Regions from separate parts of the Homo sapiens genome. Here region 2 is linked to region 1. A link is a loop called in an ENCODE intact Hi-C map of the cell type or tissue named here. Cell type or tissue: adrenal gland. All regions are shown on one strand. Each heading gives the region's core, and the rest is flanking DNA. Links, peaks and the distances in the headings are about the cores only. Region 1 overlaps LOC105371067 (a long non-coding RNA gene). Region 2 overlaps RBFOX1 (RNA binding fox-1 homolog 1).

Region 1 (12,548 bases), core at 1,969-9,968:
CCCATTGGAGAGGAAGCAGCGACACCTTGAGCTCAGGGGTGCCCTTATGGGGGCGCCTGTGTAGGGTGAATAGGCGGGAGCTCTGGGAGAGCAACTGTCTCATCCAGATGGAGTCTTGGGGACTCACCTGAGAATCTAAGGCAGGCGTTTGTGGGAAGAGGGTGGTTCTAACTGCTGGGCTCCTCCCCTCGCCTCCTAAATGGCTAAGTTTTCAAGAGGGATTTCAGCAGGGAAGCCAAGCCTTGGGGTTTATTTTCCTCACGCCCTAATTCACGATCAGCTTAAGATGTGGGTCTCGAAGCTTCTGACGGCCGATCTGGCTGCACAGTGAGCTGCGGCTGTTCCCCAGCCCTTGCCTCCAATGTCCCAACCTTGGCCCACAGTGTCATCAGCATTCAGGCTCCCACCTCTTCTTCACCAGGACCTCATCCAACTTCAGGGCTAGACTCACCTTCTTTTTGAGGGAAGTACGTGGGCTGGCCGGGCGCGGTGGCTCATGCCTGTAATCCCAGCACTGTGGGAGGCCGAGGCGGGCAAATCATGAGGTCAGGAGTTCAAGACCAGCCTGGCCAACATGGTGAAACCCCATCTCTACTAAAGATACAAAAAATTAGCCGCGTGTGGTGGTGCAAACCTATAATCCCAGCTACTTGGGAGGCTGAGGCAGAAGAATCTCTTGAACCCAGGAGGCAGAGGTTACAGTGAGCTGAGATTGCACCATTGCACTCCAGCCTGGACAACAGAGTGAGAGACTGTCTCCAAAAAAAAAAAAAAAAAAAAGTACGTAGGCTAATGATATTTAAAAACAAACACTTTTTGAACCCTTATTAGGTGTCAGGATTAGAGCTTTACATGCATAATTTTGTTAAATTCTCAAAACAATCCCACCAGGTACTGTCGTGATGCCCATTTTACAGATGAAGAAACTGAGGTTTCCAGAGGTCCAGTCCCTGCCTGAGCTGATGCAGTTACGAAGGCTGAAGCCCGGACTTGATTTGAGTTCGGCCTGCGGAGCCCCGGCTGAGCTACCTGCCTTCTAGCCCCACGGTGGAAAGGGAGAATCCAGACATCCTTGAGACCTACCCAAGGAGTTTCCCTGTTACTGCCCTGCCATCCTTCTGATGCCACCCTGTTCCGTATCTGGCTGGAGCCAGCGTGGTTGTGTCTGGGTTTGGCTCCATAGTAGATGTTCTCGGTGGCCTTACTATTCCTGTGCACGCCGGCCACTTTTGCCTGAAGCTCTCTGTGGCTGCCAATGCCCACTTTGTTGAAAGTACTTGGAAATTAAGACCCTCTAGGGAGTATCTCTGAGTTGTGCCTGGTGAGATTTCATGAAGGAATGGCCCAGCTCCTGCAGACCTAGGCGGGATGTCTGAGGTGCACCTTCTACACGCTCTTTCAGTTGGATTAAGTCCTAGGATGCCCACAGGGGTCACTGAGAGGTTAACAAACATTTTTTTTTTTTTTTTTTTTGAGATGGAGTCTTGCTCTGTCACCCAGGCTGGAGTGCAGTGGCCTGATCTCAGCTCACTGCAAGCTCCACCTCCCAGGTTCATGCTATTTTCCTGCCTCAGCCTCCTGAGTAGCTGGGATTACAGGCGCCCGCCACCACGACCGGCTAATTTTTTGTATTTTTAGTACAGACCAGGTTTCACCGTGTTAGCCAGGATGGTCTCGATCTCTTGACCTTGTGATCCACCTGCCTCGGCCTCCCAAAGTGTTGGAATTATAGGCTTGAGCCACCACGCACAGCTGACATTTCCACTTTTGTCTTTTGGCCCAGATGTTGACATTTTCTGAGCTCCCAAAGAATTTACAGACATTTTTCCTAGGTCAGAGTAAAAGGGATCCCCTTTGTTCTGGATCTTCTGTTGCCTTGATCATCAGATCAAGTTGAGGAAATGGTCCCTTGGGAAGCTAATCCCAGTGGCTTGGTAAACTTACACCCTTTCTTTTGATGTCAGGCCTTTTAAAACATCAGGGCCACTTTCCTTTACTTGTCCAGGATGGAAACATTTGGCAGCACTTTTTGCAATATCCTTCCATTCAACAGCCACATGCCCCAGCTGAGGGCTTGGCACCATGGAAAAGCAATGAAGATTCAAGAACGAACCAGCTTAGCACACGTGATTTTTAGGGCAGTGAGACTATTCTATGTGACACTGTAATGGTGGATCCAATGGTGGATGGTCACATCCATCCAAAGAATGTGCAGCACACCAGGAGAGAAACCTACACTATGGACTTAAGAGTAATGTATCAATATTGACTCATCAATTGCAACAAATGCACTACATTAAAGCCACATGTTAATAACAGGGGAAACAGGATGGGAGGATTTGAGGGCATATATGGGAACACTATACTTTCTGCTCATTTTTCTGTAAAGCTTAAGCTATTCTAAAGAATAAAGTCTATTCATTAAACAACAAAAATGAATGAGCCTTTGCCCTTACAGAATTCACCGTCAAGAGGAAGAGGAGGCTGGGTACAGTGGCTCACGCTTGTAATCCCAGCACTTTGAGAGGCCAAGATGAGCAGATCACTTGGGCCCAGGAGTTCAAGACCAGCCTGGACAACATAGAGAAACCATACCTCTACAAAAAATACAAAAATTAGCTGGGCGTGTTGGTACATGCCTGTAGTCCCAGCTACTCAAGAGGTTGAGGTGGGAGGATTGATGGAGCCCAAGAGGTTGATGCTGCAATGAACCATGATTTTGCCACTGTGCTCCAGCCTGGGCAAGAGAGTGAGACCCTGTCTGGAAAAAAAAAGAGGAAGGGGAGACGAGCAGATAAGCCGATCATGTCAAGGTATGCTGCAGACTGGGACACAGTCTGTCCAAATTAAACCTCAGGAAGGAAAATATTTATGATACACACCAGAGAGAGTCTATGACTAGCTGGTGGCCCATGTCCTTTTAATTGTCCCTAATTTTCCTGCCTAGTTTAAATGCTGCAAAACATGGGGTTGACACTCTGAACTTGGGCACCGGAATTGGGTCAGGCTGCGTGGGTGGGGACTGGAACCCTGAATTATAGTTTTCTTTCCAGAGATGTCAGAATGTTTCATGAATAAGAGCACAGCTTCTATGTTGGATACCCTGAATTTGAATCTCAGCATGGCCACTTTGTATATAACCAGAGGATGAATTGGGGACCCAATGGATCTACCATGACATGAACCTGCACCAACATTCACCTGACCTCCAAAATGCCTATTCTGACTGGTAGACCCTAGTCTCGCCCTAGTGCCAGTTCAGAGCCTGTGTCCAGTGATCCTGCACAGGTCCCATTAGTTCCTATTCCCCTGTTCAGTCATCCTGGTAAAAGGCTGTGTATTCCTGTGGGGGCAGGCTGGGAGAAAGATTGACAGTATAAATTTTTGGCAGTGGAGCAGAGTCCTTTCTGGAGGGGACCTGGCTTCACATTCAGACAAGGGACTCCTGGTCTGTGAACTGGCTTATGTCTGGGAATTGACTGGGGACTGTGACTCTGTTTTTATGATTCAGGTTAGACTTCTGCTCACCTGACCTAGAACTCTTCTGCAAACACAGATCAAGTAAAAATGTGGCAGGCTTCTTATCTATTTCACTTCTAGGAAAGCCACGATCAGCTGGCACCATAGGTCTCTGCGAGTCATGCTATTCTGCTTGCAGCTTTGACTCTGCTGTCCTTTATGGTAACTGCATCCACCTTGCCTTTGGGGATTGAGTGCTGCGGTCACTTGGCCCCGGCCCCTGTAGTGTGCCTATGTCACTTACCCTCTTTATACCTCAGTCTCCTCCTCTGTAAAATGGGCATCCTAATAACACCCACCGCCAGGGCTGCTGTGAGGTATAGATGGATTAGCATATGGAAAGTAATAGAAGAGGGTCTCAAAGCCCATGTGTCATTATCAGAATTATTTCATGACAGGGGAGAGCTGGAGGAGAGGGGAAGGTGCTGAGCAGACCCATGTGCTCTCCCACCAGTGTTTCCTGAGCACCTACTATGTGCTGCCCACTGTGAGAGCTGTTAGGGTTGAAATAGGGAGCACAGCAGGGTAGGGGCTGCCATCAGGAGCTTAGTGGGGAGACCATTGTGCAACATGGTTCCAGCGCTTGGGATGGGGAAGCTCAGGGAGTACAGGGGCCTAGGATCCTGGGCAGAATCATGGAAAGGACACAGCCTCCCCAGCCTCTCCTGCCTCCACTGTCTCCCTGGCCTCCTCTGCTTCCCTGGGCTCTCCTGCCTTCCTGGCTTCCCCTTCCTCCCCGGCCTCCCCAGTCTCCCCTGTCTCTCCTGCTTTTGAGGTAGGCCAGGAGCTGCGGGTGCTCACTTAGCCTGTCCTGGACTCTGGGTGTAGCACCTCGATGTCCAGAAAATACCCCCGGGTTCAGCTCATCACACAGCCAAGGAAGGAGCTCGCTCCACACTGACACTAACGGTGCATCCTGGGCTCATTCATCGGGCACGCCTCCAAAATATTTCTCTACGTCTCCTCCCTTTGCCCACCTGCATTGTCTCTGTGCCTGAGTCCTGGCTGGGGGCCTGCAAGGATCCCCTATCTCCTCTGTCCCTGCACAGCTGGGTTCCAGGCAATCTGTCTGCCCACCACACCTCTCTCCCCTTGCCCAGCATGCTCCAGCCCCACAGTCCTCTTTCTGCTTCTTTCCCAGCCTCTGGGCTTTTGCACACGCTGTTCCCTCTGCCTGAACACCCTCCACTGGGCTGAGAACAACTCTGAGACCTCTCTCAGCTGTTGCTTCCTTTGGAACAGCCGCTGCTGTTGTCCCTCTCGCAGCTCCAAGACCTGCCGAGCCTCCTGTCTTTTTCAGTTCCCATGCACCCAGCACTTCTCCTTGGCCTCCTTTTGCCCAATTGACAATGTCCATTCTCAATGCCTTCTCACCCAGCGCTGAGCCCCACTGGGTGAAGGCAATGCCTGTCATGTTCACCACAATATCCCCTCCCCCATCACCACGCCTGGTCCACAGTGATGCTCAAAAAAGATCTGTTGGTAGGCAATGGGAAGGTGCATTCATGTCATCCTGCAGGCGGAATTCTCCACTCGGTTTTCCCACTACCTCCAAATCATGCAAGACACAGGGTAAGAGCAAAGACAAGGTGGCTGTGGCCCATGTCCACCCTCTCGGGGCGTCCCTTCTCTTCTCTCCTCCTTGGGCAGGGAGACCATCGGGGTGCAACCTGGCTGGGGCGGGGAGGAGGTGCACGGCCTGGCCGGAGCGGGTCTGGCCACGGGTAGGGGAGAGCGACCGCCTGGGCCGGGGCAGGTGAGCGCAGCGCAGGCCCGGGCCCGGCGTGTCCGCGGTGCGGGCGAGCGGCCGGCAGAGGGCGCCAGAGAGCCAGGAGCGGCCCGCGGAGGAGCCCGCGCCGGCCCCGATGCCCAGCTCCGCGCCGCGCGGACCCACCGAGCCCGCGCTCAGACGCCCCAGCTCCGCCGAGAGGCCGCTCGCGCCGGGTCCTTCCTCTTCCCCAAGTGCAGGCAGAGCCCCCGGAGCCATGGCCAGCCCTTCCGGCAGCTCCGAAGCCACTGGCAAGCCCCGAGGCAGGGATGGCCGGCCCAGGAGGGAGGAGGACGACGTCCCTCCCGAAGAGAAGAGGCTGCGGCTGGGGCTGGAGGGGGGAAGCGCACAGCCCGAGGACTGCGAGGACGGGAAGGACGCGCCGCGGCCGGGCAGGGAGGAGACCGGCACCCAGACAGGTGGCGACGGCAGAGGAGTAAGTGACGCGGGCGCGGGGGTCCGGGGGTGCCGGGGGCGCGGGGGTGCCGGAGACGCGGGGTAGGGGCTGCGGGAGGCTCCGTGGCCGGCCCCGGGTTGAAGTTGGTAACTGAGTGGCAACTCCGGCGGGCGCGGAGTGACAGCTCGTGACGGCCTCCGAGACGCCAGCTGCCCCTTCTCGGCTGTGTGGCTTCGACTTCCTGATTCTCCCACGACGTCCCTGGCCAGGAGCCCCGTTGGACTCTGCGGCTAGCCAAAAGGGGAGGGGGAGCCCCGCGTCCTGGGGGCCCCCAGCAGGGGAAGGGGCGGGGGTTGCGCTGGGCATCCTGTCTGGGGCATCTGTCTGGGACTTTTGTCGGTCCCACCTGGCGGGGGGCTTATGGTGGGGGTAGAGGGGAAGTCCCTGGCGCCAGGCTTGGCCAAGCCCTGCTCTGCTGGGCTGCGGGCTGGCGGCGCTCACCCAGCTCCTCACCTGCCCCGCATCTTCCTGTTTTTCTTCCCTTTCTGGTTGGGCAGCGAGAGTTGAGAGGAGGCAGATGGCTTCCATCCCAGAAATCGCTCTCCTCTTTCCATCCCTACAGAGAGGGACAGAGAGGCAAAGTTCCTTGCATCCCTCGGGGCGCTGTCCCTGTGAGCTCCCGGTGTCCTGCACACGTGGGCCCCTGAGTGACCGGGCCCGTGTGCGTGGGATGGGGCTCCGTGGCCAGCCTGGCCTCCTGGGGTTCACTTTCTGCTTTCCTACCCCAACTCTTCCTGTGTGGCTTTGCTGGCCTTCCACTGGGGAGGCACGCGGGTTTGGAGGGCAGATGAGGGCCCCCTGGAGAGCTGTACCCCTCAGTGAGGGCCGCCACCTTGATGGTTTTTGATGGATAATGGGGTTGACCTCTTTGTTCCTTCCAAATGTTTTTATGTTTGACCATTTGCTCAGCTGAGCTTGTCTTAATAATTTGATTCGTGGTTAATGAGCCCCACATGGGAGAGAGGGCGGCCTTCATTCTGAACCCATTTGGGCAGCACGGGTAGCCGTCCTCGCCGTGGGCTGCCTCAGAGCCCCCCCTGCCCAGTCTTGGGGTTGCTCCCGGATGCTGTGTGGGAGGCTTGCTCCTGGTGACATCCTCATCTCCCCGTGCACGTTACTGCATTCAGAGCTTGGGTCACCTGGACACCGAACTCAGGTGAATTTTCTCTGAGATTCTGGGAGAAGGAGGACAGTTCTCTGGTAGGTTTTCCAGGGCCGATCACGGAAAGGATGAGACACAATTACGGTGGCAGTGTAACGCCAGGAAACTTTATTGCGTGAAGTCCCTCTCACTCCCTCTACCTCCCTCTTTTACGTGGACTCTGCCAAAGACCAGGATACTAGAATGCAGTGGAGTGACCAAGTGTAGTGGGACCTAGGGAACGTGAGTGTGGAGCCAGGCAGCTGGGGTTTGCATCCTGGTAATGCCCCTCCTTAGCTGGCTGACATGGCACACGCCAGTTACCCTGTCTGAGCCTTACTGTCTTCAGTGGCAAATGGATCTGTCAACAGGCCCCATTGCCTGGGGTTGTTACTGCTGAGATTAAGGGAAGCTCGTCCATAGAAGCACTTAGCGTTGTGCCTGGCACATAGTGTATGGTGGATAAATGGGACTTAGGACTGAAACTTACGCCTTGGTGTGTTTTGCAGTGATGTTTTGTTCTGGGGTGCATCACAAGAGACAAGGTTCTTGGCCGGGCGTGGTGGCTCAAGCCAATAATTCCAGCACTTTGAGAGGCCGAAGGGGGAGGATCGCTTGAGTCCAGGAGTTTAAGACCAGCCTGGGCAACGTGGTGAAGCCTCGCATCTACCAAAAAAAAAAATAATAATAATAAAATAAAAGCCAGGTATGGTGGTGTGTGCCTGCAGTCCCAAGTACTTGGGAGGCTGAGGTGGGAGGATTGCTAGAGCCTGGAAGGTCCAGCTGCAGTGAGCTGTCATCATGCCACTGCACTCCAGTCTAGGTGACAAAGTGAGACCCTGTTTCAAGGAAAAGAGAGAGAGAGAGAGACAGACAGACCCACAAGTGTCTTAAGCCAGAATCTCCATTAAAATGCTTTCTGGAGGCTAAAAGGATGATATATTGATAATGAAATATTTAAAAGGCAGAAACCCCACTGAATTTCTTGGTCCACAGAGGGAAATGTGAATTTCATGACCTGAAGGATGATGCAGGAACTGAACACAAACCATCCTTGTTTCCTGAATCTGAATATGCCACCCTCTTTTCATGGTGTCTGTATCTGCTCAGTCCGGCGGCCCCTCGAAAAGAGGGAATCTTGATTTTCAAACTTAAAATTTGGCCCAAAGCCCACTGCTGCCCACAGTGCCCGCCAGACACATTCCTCTTCCTTTTTAGTTTCTATGGGAATACTCTCTTTGAAGAACCCATGAAGCAGTGTCAGGCTGGTGTGAGAATCAGCAGCGATTTCTTTGAGGAGGAGAACCCGTTTCTTCACTCACAGGCCATGTCTGAGTGGATCAAGAAGAACAGAGTGCCCTTTTATGAGATTTTGTCTGCGTAGACCATTAGCTTGGTAAAAATGTCAAAACCATCCTCGTTCTTTAATAGCAGATTATTTTGGACTTTTCTCTGCAAGAAGCAGCATGGGCATTCAGATGCTTTTAAGGATAAAATGTTCTTTCTCATCACCAGGCCTGGTGCTCTGGATGGCTGAGGTTTTAATGTGACTGGGTGTCCCTTGGAGTGGCTCCCAGGCTGTGCTCTTGTGGTTGGGTGGCAAGGGGTTGCTTTATTTGGTGGTGGCTAGAGGATGTTTTAGCAGATAAATCGGGCCCCCAGGAGCCCCTGAGTGCCAAGTCCTGCTGCAGGGCATGTGATTATGGTGGGGACGTGGTGGGGGGTGGAGGGTGGAGGGTGGGGGGCATTGATTTCCTGCCAATATCAGAAGTTTCACTGGCTTCTTGTGTATCCACAAACACCCACCCCATTGAGAAGGCCTAGAAAACCTAGCCCTCCCCAAGCCTTTATTGACCGCTTGTGAATGATCCCAGGGTGTGTCTGACCCACAGCTGTTCCTGGAGGGAGAGAGAAGTCTCTCCTAGGTATTTGGTTATCAACCTTAACCATTTGTTGAGCCTTCCCCAAGACCAGGCACCTCGGCAGAGATTTCTGTGTTGTCAGGTGGAACCGAGCATTCAAGGGTAATAACTCACTGGAGTCACTGAAATCCCTGATGGACGCACCAGATAAAAGCATCCAGGGTTGAAACCAGATCAGGAAGGTTGTTGTCAGCCTGGGGCTCCTGTAGAGGAGCATCCGCGTTGCAGGTATTTTCCTTCTTGCTGAGGAGAAACCTGGGTTTCTCAGCTTTGGCACCGTCACAACACTTGGGGTGAGACCATTCGTGGTGCTGGTGGGGGCCGTCCCGTGTATTGTAGGATGGTTAGCGGCATCTGTGGTCTCCATCCTCTAGGTGCCATTCCCCCCTCCCAGCTATGGCTACCCCAGATGTCTCCAGACGGTTTCAAATGCCATGGAGCAAGGGAGTGGTACATGAGCAAAACCACCCCAGTTGAGAGCCATTGGTCTACACTTGTGGAAATGTTTGAGGGTGACAGTGTTGAGCTTGGGTCCCTGCTGTACCCTTTATGAGCCATGCGGTCTTGGAAAATTAATACTACTGCAGGGGACTCAGTTTTCTCATCTATAAAATGGAGATAAATGAGATACACTTTCATAGGAAGGTTATATGGGATTTACTGAGATAATAAGACAGTACATGGAAAATGCTGGGCATAGCATTTATTTATTTTTATTTTTTTTTAAGATGGAGTCTTACTCTGTTGCCCAGGCTGGAGTGCAGTGGCATGATCTCCGCTCACTGCAACCTCCACCTCCTGGGCTCAAGTGATTCTCCTGCCTCAGCCTCCGGAGTAGCTGGGATTACAGGTCCCCACCACCACAGCCGGCTAATTTTTGTATTTTTGGTAGATATGAGGTTTCACCACGTTGGCCAGGCTGGTCTCAAACTCCTGACCTGAGGTGATCTGCCTGCCTCGGCCTCCCAAGGTGCTGAGATCACAGGTGTGAGCCACCATGCTGGGCTGGGCATAGCATTGTAACACAGACAAAGCACAAAATACTTGGGCAATATCTTTACATTTGGCTTGTCTAGACTCCATCCTCCATCCCCTCATGCACTGGTGCGGTGCAGAGCAGAATATCACCCACCTAGACTGCAGAGTGGATTTGGGTGGCATCTTGGCTTTCTGCACAAGACTTGCCTGTTCCCCACCACATCCGCCTGGTTCTCAGGGTCCAGGATTCCAGGAGGCAGGGATGTGGGCAGGCAGGGTAGGTGGCCTACCCAGTTCACTCCCATACTGGGGACTTGCAGAGCCGACTCCCTGAGATAGGGTGTTTGGACCAACCTCTGGGTTTTTGGATTTCCATTTGAGCACAGCTGGACTACAGAGGCTGAAGCTCTCTCTGCTGAGATATAGATATTTCCCTGGCAACAATCTTTGAAGCTGACATGAAGACATGGCAACCCGCTGGAACGCGGTGTGTCTGCTGTGGCGCTCTTGTAATTTGTGAGGCAGGCTCCTGAGGAATGCAGTGCGTAAGTGGGAAATTTTGGGAAGTTCTCGCATCCCCCTTTGGCCGAAAGTGCTGCCTGCGCAGGTTGGTGGACGGTCCTTTGAGAAGGAAGAAGACACGGAGCACATTCCTGTTAGCTATGACAGAGAGGGGCAGGGTACACACTGGACATTTCAAGCCCCTGCAGGGAAGCAAGTCTTACTGTGCTGGGAGTACTTGTGGAGTGGGGGCTGTGTTGCCCTGGGCTTTAATTCTTTCAGGAACATTTAACCGCAGGGCTGGCAGGCTGGATCTTGATATGTGTTTCTCAGTTGGAAAGGCTTTGGACCATAGGGAAATGTCTTCTCAATTCTTTTAATTTCATTAAGGTGGTCATTTTTCTTCTTGTGGCCTCTGGAATGTGACACAGAACTCAAGGTACAGGATGAGTTGGAGGCTGGGACAGGGGTCCCTGCCAGGGATGCAGGCGAGTCACATGATGGTGTTGATGTGTGGAGTCCGGTGCCTGGTTTGGGGAATGTTCATGGGATATGTTCCAAAGGACTTACGGACCTATCAGGTACTGGAGGTGAATGGTCAAGTCTGATCTCAGGGCTGACAGTGTCAGGCAAGGACAGGAAGTTGACTTTGGACTCATTGGCTGAGGTTGCTTGGGACCCAGGGGGCAATGTGTGCCAGGACAGATGGGTCTGGGGCTAGGAAGGCAGGTTTGGGCTGGAGACTCGGGCTTGGGAGGCATCCCAGGTAGCCAGTGGTTGAGGCTGTGGAAATGACTGCGATTGCCTGGGATGAGAGTGGAGACAGACAAGATGGGGGTTTTGCTCTAAGCCTGGGGAACCCACCTCCCAGGTTCAAGGGATTCTCCTGCCTCAGCCTCCCAAGTAGCTGGAAATGCAGATGCGCACCACCATGCCTGACTTTTGTATTTTTAGTAGAGATGAGGTTTGGCCAGGCTAGTCTCAAACTCCTGACCTCAAGTGATCGGCCCACCTTGGCCTCCCAAAGTGCTGGGATTATAGGCATGAGCCACCATGCCTGACCATTTTTAAATATTAATTTTTATGAAATATTTTCAAACACATTTTACTATACATTGGAAAAGTCAATCATGATTTGAAAACTTCATCAAAATCCAATCAAATGTCAATTAACCATTTAATCGTGGATGGGTAAGGAGACTATTTTGACCAAAACATATTAGAGAAATTACCACTTATAGAAATAATCTGTGTTTTAATGTTTTAGTTGAATTAAGCAATCTTTTATATTCTGGCCGGGCCCAGTGGCTCACACCTGTAATACCAGCACTTTGGGAGGCCGAGGCCGTCGGATCACCCAAGGGCAGGAGTTCAAGACCAGCCTGGCCAACATGGCGAAACTGTCTCTACTAAAAATACAAAAATTAGCCAGGTGTGATGGCACACACCTGTAATCCCAGCTACTTGGGAGGCTGAGGCAGGAGAATCATTTGAACCTGGGAGACAGAGGTTGCAGTCAGCCGAGATCGCGCCACTGCACTTCAGCCAGCCTGGGTGACAGAGCGAGACTCTGTTTCAAAATAAGTAAATAAATAAAATTCTGAATTTTATTTTTAATAATTATTTTTGTAAAGAGAGTATCTTGTTTTTTGGAGTTGTTGAATTTATTGAATTGACAAAAAGTATGTACAAGAGGGTATACAACATGATGTGATTGAAGTATGTATACATTACAAAATGGCTAAATCAAGCTAAATAACATATCACCTCCTCGACTTATTTTTTTGTGGTGAGAACACTTAAAAAATCTACTCTCTTAGTGATTTCCAAGTGTATGATATGTTGTTATTAACTGTAGGTACCATGTTGTCCCATGGATCTCTTGAACTTATTCTTCCTCTCTAAAAATGACATTCTGTGTCCTTTGGCATCTGCCCACTTCCCCACCCTGACAACCATCATTCTACTCTGCTTCTATGAATTAAACTTTTTAATTTTCTTTTTCTTTCTTTTTTTTTTTTTGAGACAATCTCATTCTATTGCCCAGGCTGTAGTGCAGGGGTGTGATCTTGGCTGACTGCAGCCTTGGCCTCCCAAGCTCAATCAATCCTTCCACCTCAGCCTCCTGAGTATCTGGGAGTACAGGCATGCACCACCACGCTCCACTAAGTTTTGTATTTTTTGTAGAGATGGGGTCTTGCTATGTTATGCAGGCTGGTCCTGAACTCCTGGGCTCAAGCAATCTGCCGGCCTCAGCCTCCC
Region 2 (12,548 bases), core at 2,162-10,161, 1.4 Mb after region 1:
TGATGATACCAGAGCTTTTAACCCCATTTTCTGAAATACAGAAACTAAAGAACAGATAAGTTGCTGCGAAAAGCCATATAAATATTAAGTGGTAGAGTCAGGATTTTAAACAGGGTACACTGGTTTCTTTCTTAATGTATTTTGATCCACATCTACAGGTGAAATTCAAATGCAGCTTATTGAATTTTCTCTCAAATATTATGGTGAATTATTTTATTATCTTAGTGTTTCAGATACGCCTTTTGCCACATTTCCTCAAGAAGTTGATATACTATTAAGAACTAGGCTATATTTTTAATTTTTTGTTAATTTAAATCCTTCATAGAGGCCGGGCATAGTGGCTCACATCTGTAATCCCAGAACTTGGGGAGGCCGAGGTGGGCGGATCACTGGAGGCCAGGAGTGTGAGACCAGCCTGGCCAACATGGTCAAACCCCATGTCTGCTAAAAATGCAGAAATTAGCCAGGCATAGAGCAGGCACCTGTAATCCCAGGTACTTGGGAGGCTGAGGCAGGAGAATAGCGTGAACCCGGGAAGCGGAGATTGCAGTGAGCTGTGATCATGCCACTGCACTCCAGCCTCAGCGACAGAGTAAGACTCCATTGCCAAATAAATAAATAAATAAATAAATAAATACTACTTTATAGAGCCAGTGTGGGAAGTAGGTACATTGGGGTATATCACATATAGGAAACACTGGGCAAATACTTGTGACCCTCTAGAAAGGAATAAAAAAACTCCTTCTGAAGGATACAAGTTCCAGTTCTGGTTTTTCCTTCAGTTGGCCTTGAACCAGAATACGTTCTCTGGGCCTCTCTGACTAGTCCCTGTCATGTTCTAGCCCCATCTTAGGATTAAGGCCAAGACCCAAAACAAGCAACATGAACATCAGAACAGCACCAGAAACCCCAGGTAGGCTTCGCAGATGAAAATAATGACTGTGGCAGCCATGCTACTCAAATGGAAGGCCTGCTTTCTTTTTAGAAGGAACCTAATTGGCAAGTAAGTTGCTATCTGACTTGATGGGCGTAAACTCACCGTTCTGCATCCCACTTTCCCGATCTTCACTTCAGTTGCTTAAATGGAGTGCACTAAACCTCAATTTGATAATTGCATCCTCAAAACCTTTAATGAAGGTGCCTATCAAAGTGTAAATAATTACCCCGTAATCTTGTATTTGCAAACTGCATCTTGGCTGTTTACGCTTCACCGAGGTTCAAATCAGAGGTTCAGGGCTTCCCCAGCCCTCACATTCCTGTTGACGTCAGAGGAATTTCAAGGACCTAGAGGACAGCATTGTAACACGGTTCAACCAAGGCGTTCACCTTCACTCCCTCCCAACGCTGACATCTGTCATTTTCTGGTGCTATTTATAAATCCAAGGGAGCATTGCTGTTTTGTTTTGGTGCTGGTGATGCAGACACTCATCCTCATTAGAATTTTTGCCCTGACGCCGGGCACGGTGGCCCACACCTGTAATCCCAGCACTTTGGGAGGCCGAGGCGGGCAGATCGCTTGAGCCCAGGAGTTTAAGACAAGACCAGGCAACAAAGTGAAACCCCGTCTCTACTAGAAATACAAAAGTTAGCTGGGTGTGATGGTGGGTGCCTGTAATCCCAGCTACTCAAGAGGCTGAGACGGGAGAATCACTTGAACCTGGGAGGCGGAGGTTGCAGTGAGCTGAGATGGCACCACCGCAATTCAGCCTGGGTGACAGAGCAGGACTCCGTCTCAAAAAAAAAAAAAAAAAAAAAAAAAAAAAAAAAAAAAAAAAAAATAGGTTCTGCCCTGAGCCTTTCAGGCCTGGCCTTGTTGCTCTGGGACTTGCTCCCTCCTCGCTAACGTGTTTCCTTCTTTGGAGATTACCCACTTTAGCTCACCTGGGGAACACACACACCACTGACCCAGTTAGGGCTTCTTCCAGCCTCTTCTCTTTTTTCCATTCTTTTGACTGCGTTAATTATTCACAGGAACCCGTCAATGAAAGCACCAGGGATTATCCAGGAGGCTGACCACCAAATTAGAACAAGAAAATACTTGAAACAGTTTGCATGCTGTCTGAGGGTGCAGCTACGGAGAGGGTATGTTTTAGGTGCTGGGGTCTGAGAGAAATGAAAAGAGACGCCAAGCCAGGTGACTGACAGAAGGCAGGCGACAAACCCAGGCTTCCCAGGCTCGTACTTTCTCTTCGGTGCTGTATTTTTCAGCACACAAACTTGCTGAGAGTTTGCAGCTGACATCTCGAGAAGTATTCTTCTTAAAAGCTGAGCGAAAATTATTCACCTCATGTGAAAACAAGTGCGATTTACATCTAATGTGGGTAATTACTTTTACAGTTAATTAAAAGCGCTCTCATTAAACTCCCGCTGTGATGCCAATGCATAGCTCTTATTTGCAAACAGACCTTTGGTTTGAGCTCACCTGGTGACAGGAGACTCCTACCTGAAACAGGGATGCCGTTCTCGGTACTATGTTTAATTGTGCTGAGCCAGCAACCCTCGAGTTACCCGGCCTTTTACCCCACGCCAGCTCTGCTTGTCTGCATGGCTAGATTTTGAGATATGGAAGCCTCTTGTCCTCTCATAACCACACTCCAAAAAAAAAGTAAGGTGAAGAAAACAAAATAACTCACAGGAGGTAGGGATGCCAAAGAAAGGTAGGGGACTCAAAGAAAGAAGTCAAGATGAAAAGCCTGCTGTCTTTATTTGCATAATAGTTTGGTTGGGGATCGTTTTGTAGTTGTTCTGGCTTTACAGCTTTTTCCTGCCTAAGAAGATATTTACTGTCAGAGAAAATATCCCCTTAGGCCCCCTGAAGATTCCTCCAAATGTTTATAAAGTCAGCAGCTCTGCCCTGCAACCTACCCAACTAAGGTAAACTTTACTCCCTTGGTTGAAGTGATTTGTGTTGAGATTTTACTTAGTTTACATGCGTTGTTTGCTGTTTGTATGATTTCAGGTGAAATAGCTCTTACATCGTGAGTCATCTTCATATTTAGGTTGAAACCATAGACTTTTCGGAATATTCTTTGCCCTGAAGCATCTCTGCCACGCTGAACCTTCTTAAACACATATTAATGAAATGTCTCCTCAAATGATCACATTCCTAGTAAGTAATTAGGGCTTAGTAATTAAAACATGCAGTCATTTGAGACTTAAATTTTGAAGGCACAGAAAGATTGAGAAATTTAAAAAGTTTACGGACCTGATGAATTGGATACTCTTGCATAGGACTTGGTGCTTTCGGTATTTTTTGCAAAGTTATTTGCTCCCATCTGCTGGCCATTTGTGATATTGCAGGTGCTGAGCTAATTTGTGAATGGAAAAGGAAGTGAATAAAATCTATCACTGCAAACATTTTATACTATTCTTCATGTATTCAAGTAAACTGATTTGAATCTTGGTTTTTGTTTGTTTGTTAGTTTTGTTTTGTTTTGTTTTGTTTTTGCGGTTGGAGGATTAAGTGAACACAGACTCTGAAGAATTCTGCTGAAAGGCAAGCATGATTTGAAATTTTTACCAACATCAGAGTTACTCAAGTTTTGAAAGCCAGAACACCCTCGTTATCTTTAATAAAGCAATTAACTTTAGAACATTGGTTTAAATATTCAAATTCAAGCACAGTATATTGTGTAAGGGAGAGTATAAAATACATAGCTCGTAGACCAGATGGATTTCAATCTCCCTTATGCTTTTAATCATCGGAGTGGTAGGAAGCCAATTCCCTACACTCTAAAACTCAGTTTTTTCACCTGTAAAATGGAAACACTGGGCAAAAGGGTCCCTAAGGCTTGAACTTATTCTCAAAATCTGAGTCTTTGTGAAGGTTAAAAAATCATATAAGGCTGAGCACGCTGGGTCATGCCTGTAATCCCAGCACTTTCGGAGGCCAAGGTAGGTGGATCACCTGAGGTCAGGAGTTTGAGACCAGCCTGGCCAACATGGGGAAACCCCATCTGTACTAAAAATAAAAAAAATAGCCAGACGTGGTAGCATGCACCTGTAATCCCAGCTACTAGGTAGGCTGAGGCAGGAGAATCGTTTGAACCCGGGAGGCAGAGTTTGCAGTGAGCCAAGATCACCCTACTGCACTCCAACCTGGGCAACAGAGCGAGACTCCATCTCAATAATAATAGTGTAGGTTGCATAAAATCACCAGTATGCTCTTAGTCTTAGCATCTAAACTCATATTCAGTGACTTGTCTTAAATTAGAAGCCGTTGTTATTTTCACAACAATAGGCAATGTAAGCATGCATCCAAACTATCAGAAAGCTTGCCTTTGCAAAGGAGACCATCTGTAATGTTGAGTCAAGATTTAAAATGCACCTTGAATGCTTTTTGGAGTGTGATGTCAAAAATGTATCTTGTGTTAATATTATAAACCGTTCTGCTATAACATTTATTTGCTGTTTAAGAAGGAAGAGCAAAACCTTCTTCCTCAGCAGTAATCAATTTCTCAGTTGATCATAAGCCGATTTGGGCTTGTCAGATGAACCTTTGACTGTGTCTCCTCACACTCCTGAGAGGTGGCTTAAGCTGTCCTGTATTTCCTATGAAAAGCTCTCTGGGACTTTGTATTTGAGTCCAGGAGAACAATGCTGTGCCCAGGATATGTGATCCTTACTTAGCTTCTCATGACAAGTCTAAGCATCCTGGTCTTTTCTTTCCATTGCTCTTCCAGAGTGAATGACTGCAATAATCAATTTAGAGGTTTTCAGGGGCTGTATTGTGGAAACACCTGGGCCCTGGAGCACAGCAGCCTGTGATTGCCCTGGGATTCCTTTTAAGGAATTTTTCTTGTCCCCTAGAGCTTAGACTAAGCGGAGGTGGCCTCTGGACCACAGTTATCTTTTTTCAGTATTAAGTAGCCAAGCATCCTGCAAGAGAGATCAGCACAAAGAGCTCCTTGATCCTCTGTATTTATTTTCTATGACTTCCGTAGCAAATCATCACAATCTAGGTGCTTAAAACAACTGAAATATATTCTCTGACAGCTCTGGAGGCTCTACGTCCAAGTTGAAAGTGTGAGCAGGACGGCTCTCCCAGCAAAGGTTCTGGGGAAGATTCATCTTTGCCTCTTCCAGTGTCTGGTAGCTTAGTGTCACATGACTTGTAGCAGCATCTCTCTAATCCCCACCTGTCTTCACATGGCTTTCTCTTCTGTCTCTTAAAAGGATACTTGTTACTGGATTTAGAACCCACCCAGATAATACAGAATTTTCTCATTTCAAGACCCTTAATTATGTCTGCACAGACTCCATTTGCAAACAAGGTCACATTCACAGGCACTAGGGACTAGTCGGCTTGAGCATATCTTTTGGGGGGCTGCTGTTGAACCCCGTGCTGGCTACTCACTTCTAAATCCTCTGAGGTCTCGGGAGCTTCGTTGTCCGGTGTTTCTCTCCACATTTTCTCGGGAATCTTTAAGTGCCAGATACTTCAGAGCTGGGAATGCTGCTGGTAAGGGATCCGGGATGCTGGCATCCTTGCATTGTGGGCATGAATAACCCTGACCTACAAAAATTATCAAAAACAACCAACACACCAAGTGTAGAAGAAAAGAAGTCTCTCTCGGGAGAGAGAACTGCTTCTGAAAAGAACGGACACATGAGTGCTTTGATGTCTAAAATCTCAAAGAACCTAGAGGCCTTGGAAGAGAAAACTTTAAAAATAGACATGTTTTTAAGTTCTCAATGCTTCAATCAGAACCAGGTTTCACAAAGCCTGTTGGAAGATGTCATCAAGGACAGCTGACATTTACTGATAACTTGCCATATGCTAAGACCCTGGCGTGTATTGGATATGCCTAGCCACAAACGAGGCAACCATGATTGTTAATATGCTTCTCTTACAAATAGGGAAAGTGAGGCTAAGCAAACTCGGCCTCCTTGTGCAGAGTTCCAAAACTGGTGTGGTTGAGTCCGGTAGGATAAACCCTAGCAGTGTGATTCTGCTATCTGTGTGGAATCCCATCTGTCGCCAGCAAGTGAGCCTCCGCTGTTCAGGGTTTCCCGGCTACAAAAAGTAGAAGGGCTGCCTTCTGTCGGGAAATTGATTGCTTGGTGATGAGTCCACAGCTCAAAATTCATACTTAACACTTTTAAGTAGTTGAGCTGTTTTCCAAGCGAAGTGGTCGAGTGGGGCTGAAGTACTTACTTGACGAGTCTGGTTCAGAAAAGGTCAGGTCGGAACCCACCCAGAGACACCGGCTCTAGGCAGCGTGATCCGAACAATAATTTGTTCTCGCCAAAGTGACATTTTTCCAATTTGAGTCCAGCATTGTTCAGAAGCAAATGCAGTCCCCTGGGGCGCCTCCCGCATAGATCTGCAGCAGATGACAAACTAACAATATCATCTAAATAAAAAATCCAGCATGGGTTTAGTAAATTAATCCTGACAAGAATAAATTGAATAATCTTAGGGAAATGGCGAGAGCTCTGATTCTGCCAGATCGCTCTTTTCTGTCGCTTGCGTGGGTCCTCGGTGGCAGATTAAGAGCAAAAATCTGCCTTTGGTTTATTGATTTCGTTAGTTCGTTGATTAACACCTGCCACTTCTGTGTGGGTAAATCATAATCGGATATGGACTCTTCCTGGCAAACTTAACATATTTTCACTCAAGGAGAGAAAGGAAATGCTTATTTCACCTGGTCAGAACGGGCAAAAGCAGACAGAGAGCTGCTTTTCCTCACCTCGTTTCTCAGTGGTATTTTCTAGGTTTAAAAGTAATCTGTGATTTTCATCACTCCCATATTGAGTTAATCTCCCGTTTCTGTTTAGGTTGCTTAGCAGACAAATTCAAGGAGAGTTTTTAGTAAGAGTGAGGGGTGTTTTTCCTGACTCAGTGTCCGAAGTCAAGCAGAGACTTCAGCCATTAATTTAGGAGACAGGGTGAGAAAAGGAAGATACCGCGTGTACACATGATCCCACGTCCTAGGACTGGGCCTTACAGGTCGTCTGGGAACCTTGTCTTAGTCAGCCTGGGCTACCCTAACAAACTGCCATAGACTGGATAGCTTCTGAACAGAACATTTACTTTGTCATAGTTCTTGTGTCTGGATATTCAAGATCAAGGTGCCAGCAGTGTCAGGTTCTGATGAGCACCCTCTTCCTGGCTTGTAGTCAGTCATTCTCACTGGGTCCTCATTTGGACATTCCTGGGCTTACGCTACCAGAGAGAGAGAGAGAGAGAAAATGAGTGAGCTCTCTGGTGTCTCTTCTTAAAAGGATACTAATTCTTTCTTTATTTTATTTTATTTTTGAGATGGAATCTTGGTCTGTTGCCCAGGCTCTAGTGCAGTGACGTGATCTCAGGGCTCGCTGCAACTTCCGCCTCCTGGGTTGAAATGATTCTCCTGCCTCAGCCTCCAAGTAGCTGGGATTATAGATGCCCACCACCATGCCTGGCTAATTTTTCTATTATATTGAAATCCAATGGGGTTTCACCTTGTTGGCCACGTTGGTCTTGAGCCCCTGCCCTCAAGTGATATACCTGCCTTAGACTCCCAAAGTGATGGGATTATAGGCGTGAGCCACCACACCCAGCCAAGGGCAGTCATTCTTAGGACCTCATTTAACCTTAATCACTTCCTTAGAGTTCCCATCTCCAAATACAGCCACACTGAGGGTTAGAGCTATGACATATGAATTTTAGGGGGGACACATACATTCAGTCCATCATACTACGTGTTAAAAATGTTGATTCTGATTCGATGTATCTGGGATGAGGTGTGATGTGTTGCATTTTTTTTTAAAGATGGGATCTTGCTCTGTCACTAGGTTGGAATGCAGTGGTACAATCTTAGCTCACTGTAGCCTTGACTGCCTAGGGATAAGTGATCCCCTTCTCTTTGTTTTGAAACAGAGTCTTGTTCTTTGTTGCCCAGTCTGGAGTGTAGTGGTGCAATCTCGGCTTACTGCAACATCAGTCTACAGGGTTTAAGTGATTCTCGTGCGTCAGCCTCTCTAGTAGCTGGAATTACACGTGTGTGCCACCATGCCCAGCTAATTTTTGTATTTTTAGTAGAGACAGGGGTTTCATTTTCTTGCCCAGACAGGTCTCAAACTCCTGGCCTCAAGTGATCCACCTGCCTTGGCCTCCCAAAGTGCTGGGATTACAGGCATGAGCCACTGCACCCGGCTTCAAGTGATCCTTCCATTTCAGCTTCCCAAGAAGCTGGGACCACAGGTGCATACCACCCCACCTAGCTAATTTTTTTCTTCTTTATTATTATTTTTTTTGTAGAGACACTGTCTCCCTAAGGTTTCCAGGCTGGTCTTCAACTCCTGGACTCAAACGATCCTCTGGACTCGGCCTCCCAAAGTGCTGGGATTATAGGCATGATGCATTTTAACTGGCTCCCAGGGGCATCGTACTTGCTGGGGTTGCAGACTCCACGTTGACTAGGAAGTTCCTCATACTCCCCTTATGTGCGGATGAGGGAAATTTGCTGAAGGACCGCATGGTTATTAAATAGTAACACCCTGCTTTAAGAGTCTAGTGCCGTGAGTCTAATGCCAGGAGTCTAATGCCAGAACTGGAATTACCCGCAGCCCTGTCCTCCCACCCTTCAGCCTTCAGTCCACTGCCACATCCCCTGGAGGGCTTGGTAGCATGCATCGACGGGCCCTCACCCTTTGAATTTTGGATTCAGTAACTGAGGGCTCTTCCGTGCAAACCTCATATTTTTCACTTCAGGAGAGAAAGGAAATGCATCACCTGGTCAGAACAGGCAGAAGCAGACAGAGAGCTGCTTTTTCTCACCTCATTTCTCAATGGCATTTTCTACAGAAAATACAGCCTGAGAATCTGGGTATTTTTCTTTGCTTATTTATGTAAACTGACAAAAGTTATATATATTTATCATGTACAACATGATGTTTGGAATGTGTGTACATTGTGGAATGGCTAAATAGAGCCAATATCATATACATTACCTCACAACGTCATTTTTTTGTGGTTAGAACACATAACATCTACTTTCTTAGCAATTTTCAAGATTACAACATGTTGTGAACTGTAGTCACCATGTTGTATAATATTTTAACTTATTCCTCCTGTCTCACTGAAATTTTATGTCTTTAGGCCCAGATCTCCCCAGCAAACCCCCTGGTAGTGAGGGTAGTCCCTGCCAGCCCTTGGTAACCACCATTGTACTTTTTAGTATATTTTTTGTATTTGTTTCATGCAGTATTTGTCTTTCTGTAACTAGCTCATTCAACTTAACACAGTGTTCTCCAGGTTCATCCATGTCATCACAGTGACAGGCTTTCCTTCTTTATTAAGGCTGAAATGGTATTCTGTTGTGTATATATACCACATTTGCTTTATGTGGTTCTTCCTTGATGGACACTTAGTTTTTTGCTTTTTGTTTTATTTCAGTAGGTTTCTGGGGAACAGGTGGTGTTTGATTACATGAACAAGTTCTTCAGTGGTGGTTTCTGAGATTTTAATGCACCCATCACCCAAGCAGTGTACACCGTACCCAACGTGTAATCTTTTATCCCTCACCACTCCCCGACACTTTCCCCTGAGTCCGCAAAGTCCACTGTACCATTCTTATGCCTTTGCTTCCTCATCGCTTAGCTCCCACTTATGAATGAGAACATGCAATGTTTCGTTTTCCATTCGTGACTTGTTTCACTTAGAATAATGGTCTCCAGTTCCATCCAGGTTGCTGTGAATGCCATTATTTCATTCATTTTTATGGCTCAGTAGTATTCCATTATATATGTTGGGGAAGTATTTTATTACATATGTATATATAAGATGTAGTATTCCATTTTATATATGTAAGTATATGCATGTATATTGGGTAAGTTTTCTGTTATATATGTATAGTATATTATATATTGTATTCATCTATGTATAGTATTCCAATATACCACACTTTCTTTTATCTACTTGTGGATTGGTGGGCCTTTGGGCTGGTTCCATATTTTTGCCACTGTGAATTGTGCTGCTATAAAAGTGGGGTATTCAGTTTGATTCCCTATCTTGGCTATTGTGAATAATGCTGCAGTGAAGAAGGAAGTGCAGAGATCTCTTTGACATACGGATTTCATTTCCTTTGAGTGAATATGCAGTAGTCGGATTGCTGGATCATACAGTAGATCTGTTTTTAATTTTTTGAGAAGCCTCCACACCGTTTTTTGTAATAACTGTAAGAATATGCCTTTTTAACAGCAGCTGATGCTGCTGGTTGGAGAGTCTCACTTTGAGAAGCACATGTACCTTGCTTCTCCAGGTTTTTTTGTTTGGTTGCTTGGTTTTATTTTTATTTATTTTTTTCTTTTTTTGCTGTGAATAACCCCTTCTTCCCATAGCAAGGAAAAGAATGAAACCTGTGGATAAATTATGTGGACTGACCAAACCACCTTGAGGAAAATAAAATTACCTGGAGGAAAGGGAAAGCACCTGATGAGGGATCACTTCTGGTTACAGATTTAAGCTCCCTCATTGTGTGATTCAGTATGAGTTACCTAATGGCTAATCACAATTATCATGCCACAGAGTAACTAAGGAATACCCACTTTGTCGAATGTTGGTAATTTAGAGACAGTACGAAAAACACCAAGCACAGTTCCTGGCACGAAAGAGGTATTTAATCATTGCTCACCGGTTCAGTCCCACTTGACTGATAGGAAAACAGTCTGTTCTACATAAAACAAGATATTTGCTATACGAGTCTTCACCTTATGATATTGTCTCTTTTTGTTCCACTCTGGATTCAAAGGGACCTAGAATTTGCTGTGTTTACTAATAAATCACCAGCTTCTCATATTAACCTTTCCTAATGATGCATCCGCAGAGAAAACCCCACTGCCTCTTGGTGAGAAAATCAACATTTCTGTAGACTTAACCACAATGGAGTCCCTAATGTTTTTTGGTTGTTTAATTGATTGGTTGGTTGTTTTTTGGAAACAGAGTCTCACTTCGTTGCCCAGGCTGAAGTGCAATGGCATGATCCCGGCTTACTGCATCCTCCGCCTTCCCGGTTCAAGTGATTCTCTTGTCTCAGCCTCCTGAGTAGCTGGGATTACAGGCGTGCACCAACAAGCCCAGCTAATTCTGTATGTTTAGTGGAGATGGAGTTTCACCATATTAGCCAGGCTGATCTCAAACACCTGACCTCAGGTGATCCACCCGCCTCAGTCTCCCAGAGTGCTGGGATTGCAGGCGTGAGCCACCACACCCGGCCTGGAACCCCTAATGTTTGTAACTCCCTACACAACCCTGCACATCCATGCCCTCCCTGCCTCCATGGAGAGCATGGCCAGGCTACAGACCGTGCAACGGCCCCAGGTCGCCATCTTTCTCTCCCAAGCTGTATCCTTTCTTTAAAGACGTCCCATTGATTTTATCTGGCCTCTGACTACTTCTCTCCCCTTCCCCTGCTACACCCTTATCCATCCACCATCATGTCACACCTGGACTCCTGTGGTAGCCCCCAAATTTTTCTCCCTACTTAAATTTGTAACCCCTGACTGCCGGTTCTGTTAAAATAGAAGTCAGATCATGCCTGTCCTCTCTTCATTATGCCTGAGTGAAACCCACAAGTGCCCATGAGGATGTGGACAGATTGGAACACTTGTGCACTGTTAGTGGGGATGTAAAATGGTGCACCTGCTGTGGAAAACGGTAGGGTGGTTCCTCAAAAAATGAAACATTGAATTACCATAGGGTTTGGCAATCTCACTTCTGGGCATACGCACAAAAGACTTGAAAGCAGGGAGTTGAATAGATACGTACACACCCGTGTTCATAGCAGCATCATTCACAATAGCCGAAAGGTGGAAACAGCCCAAATATCTATCCACAGATGGCGCTTATGAATGGATAAACCAAATGTGGTCTCTCCATACAATGCAATGTTATTCATCCTTAATAAGAATGAAATTCTAACACATGCTACCACATGGATGAACCTTGAAGACATTATGCTAAGTGAAATAAGCCAGGCACAGAAGGACAAATGTTGTATGATTCCACTTAAGCAAGTGTTAAGTCCTCAATTGTATAACTGTAAAATTCATATACTGAAGTCGTAACTTCCAATGTGATTGTGTTTTGGAGATTAGTCCTTTAGGGAGGTAATTCAGGTTAAGTGATGTCATAAGGGTGGGGTCTTAATCCAATAGGATTGGTGGCCTTAAAAGAAAGATGGCCACACCTTACGGTGGCTCACACCTGTAATCCCAGCACTTTGGGAGGGCGAGGCGGGCAGATCACTAGGTCAAGAGATCGAGAGCATCCTGGCCAATATGGTGAAATCCCATCTCTACTAAAAATACAAAATTAGTTGGGGGTTGTGGTGCATGTCGGTAGTCCCAGCTACTCGGGAGGCTGAGGCAGAAGAATCACTTGAACCTGGGAGGTGGAGGTTGCAGTGAGCCAAGATCTCGCCACTGCACTCCAGTCTGGCGACAGAGCTAGACTCCATCTCAGGAAAGAAAAAAAAAAGCCATGGGTCTGTCTCCCTTTCTCTCTCTCTCAGAAAGTATAGAGCAGCAGCTATGTGAGGCACCATGAGAAGGAGGCATCTACA

What was found. Peaks named below come from ENCODE experiments on the same cell type or tissue, not always from the same donor. Only the 100,000 strongest peaks of a DNase experiment are listed, where the experiment ranks them.
Region 2: it touches region 1 in a loop (10-fold over the local background); 44 of 110 quality-filtered maps call a loop at or near these places.

Annotation. Positions count from the first base shown.
Region 1 is chr16:5,234,383-5,246,930 of GRCh38, forward strand. LOC105371067 (a long non-coding RNA gene) reads left to right here. Exons shown (of 3, transcript XR_001752067.2): 3 at 892-2,435. It also overlaps a transcript of RBFOX1 not described here. Among named protein-coding and RNA genes, the nearest start is that of LINC02164, 19 kb to the left of the region's middle. RefSeq lists an enhancer at 2,453-3,652 and a silencer at 5,228-5,447. In adrenal gland, for the core only: no CTCF peak of the experiment used is centred there; DNase peaks (open chromatin) are centred at 5,159, 5,660, 5,996 and 7,144.
Region 2 is chr16:6,640,001-6,652,548 of GRCh38, forward strand. The region is part of intron 2 of RBFOX1 (RNA binding fox-1 homolog 1); the gene reads left to right. Among named protein-coding and RNA genes, the nearest start is that of RBFOX1, 630 kb to the left of the region's middle. In adrenal gland, for the core only: a CTCF peak has its summit at 3,288 (motif pointing left); DNase peaks (open chromatin) are centred at 3,278 and 6,125; H3K27me3 peaks cover 457 bases.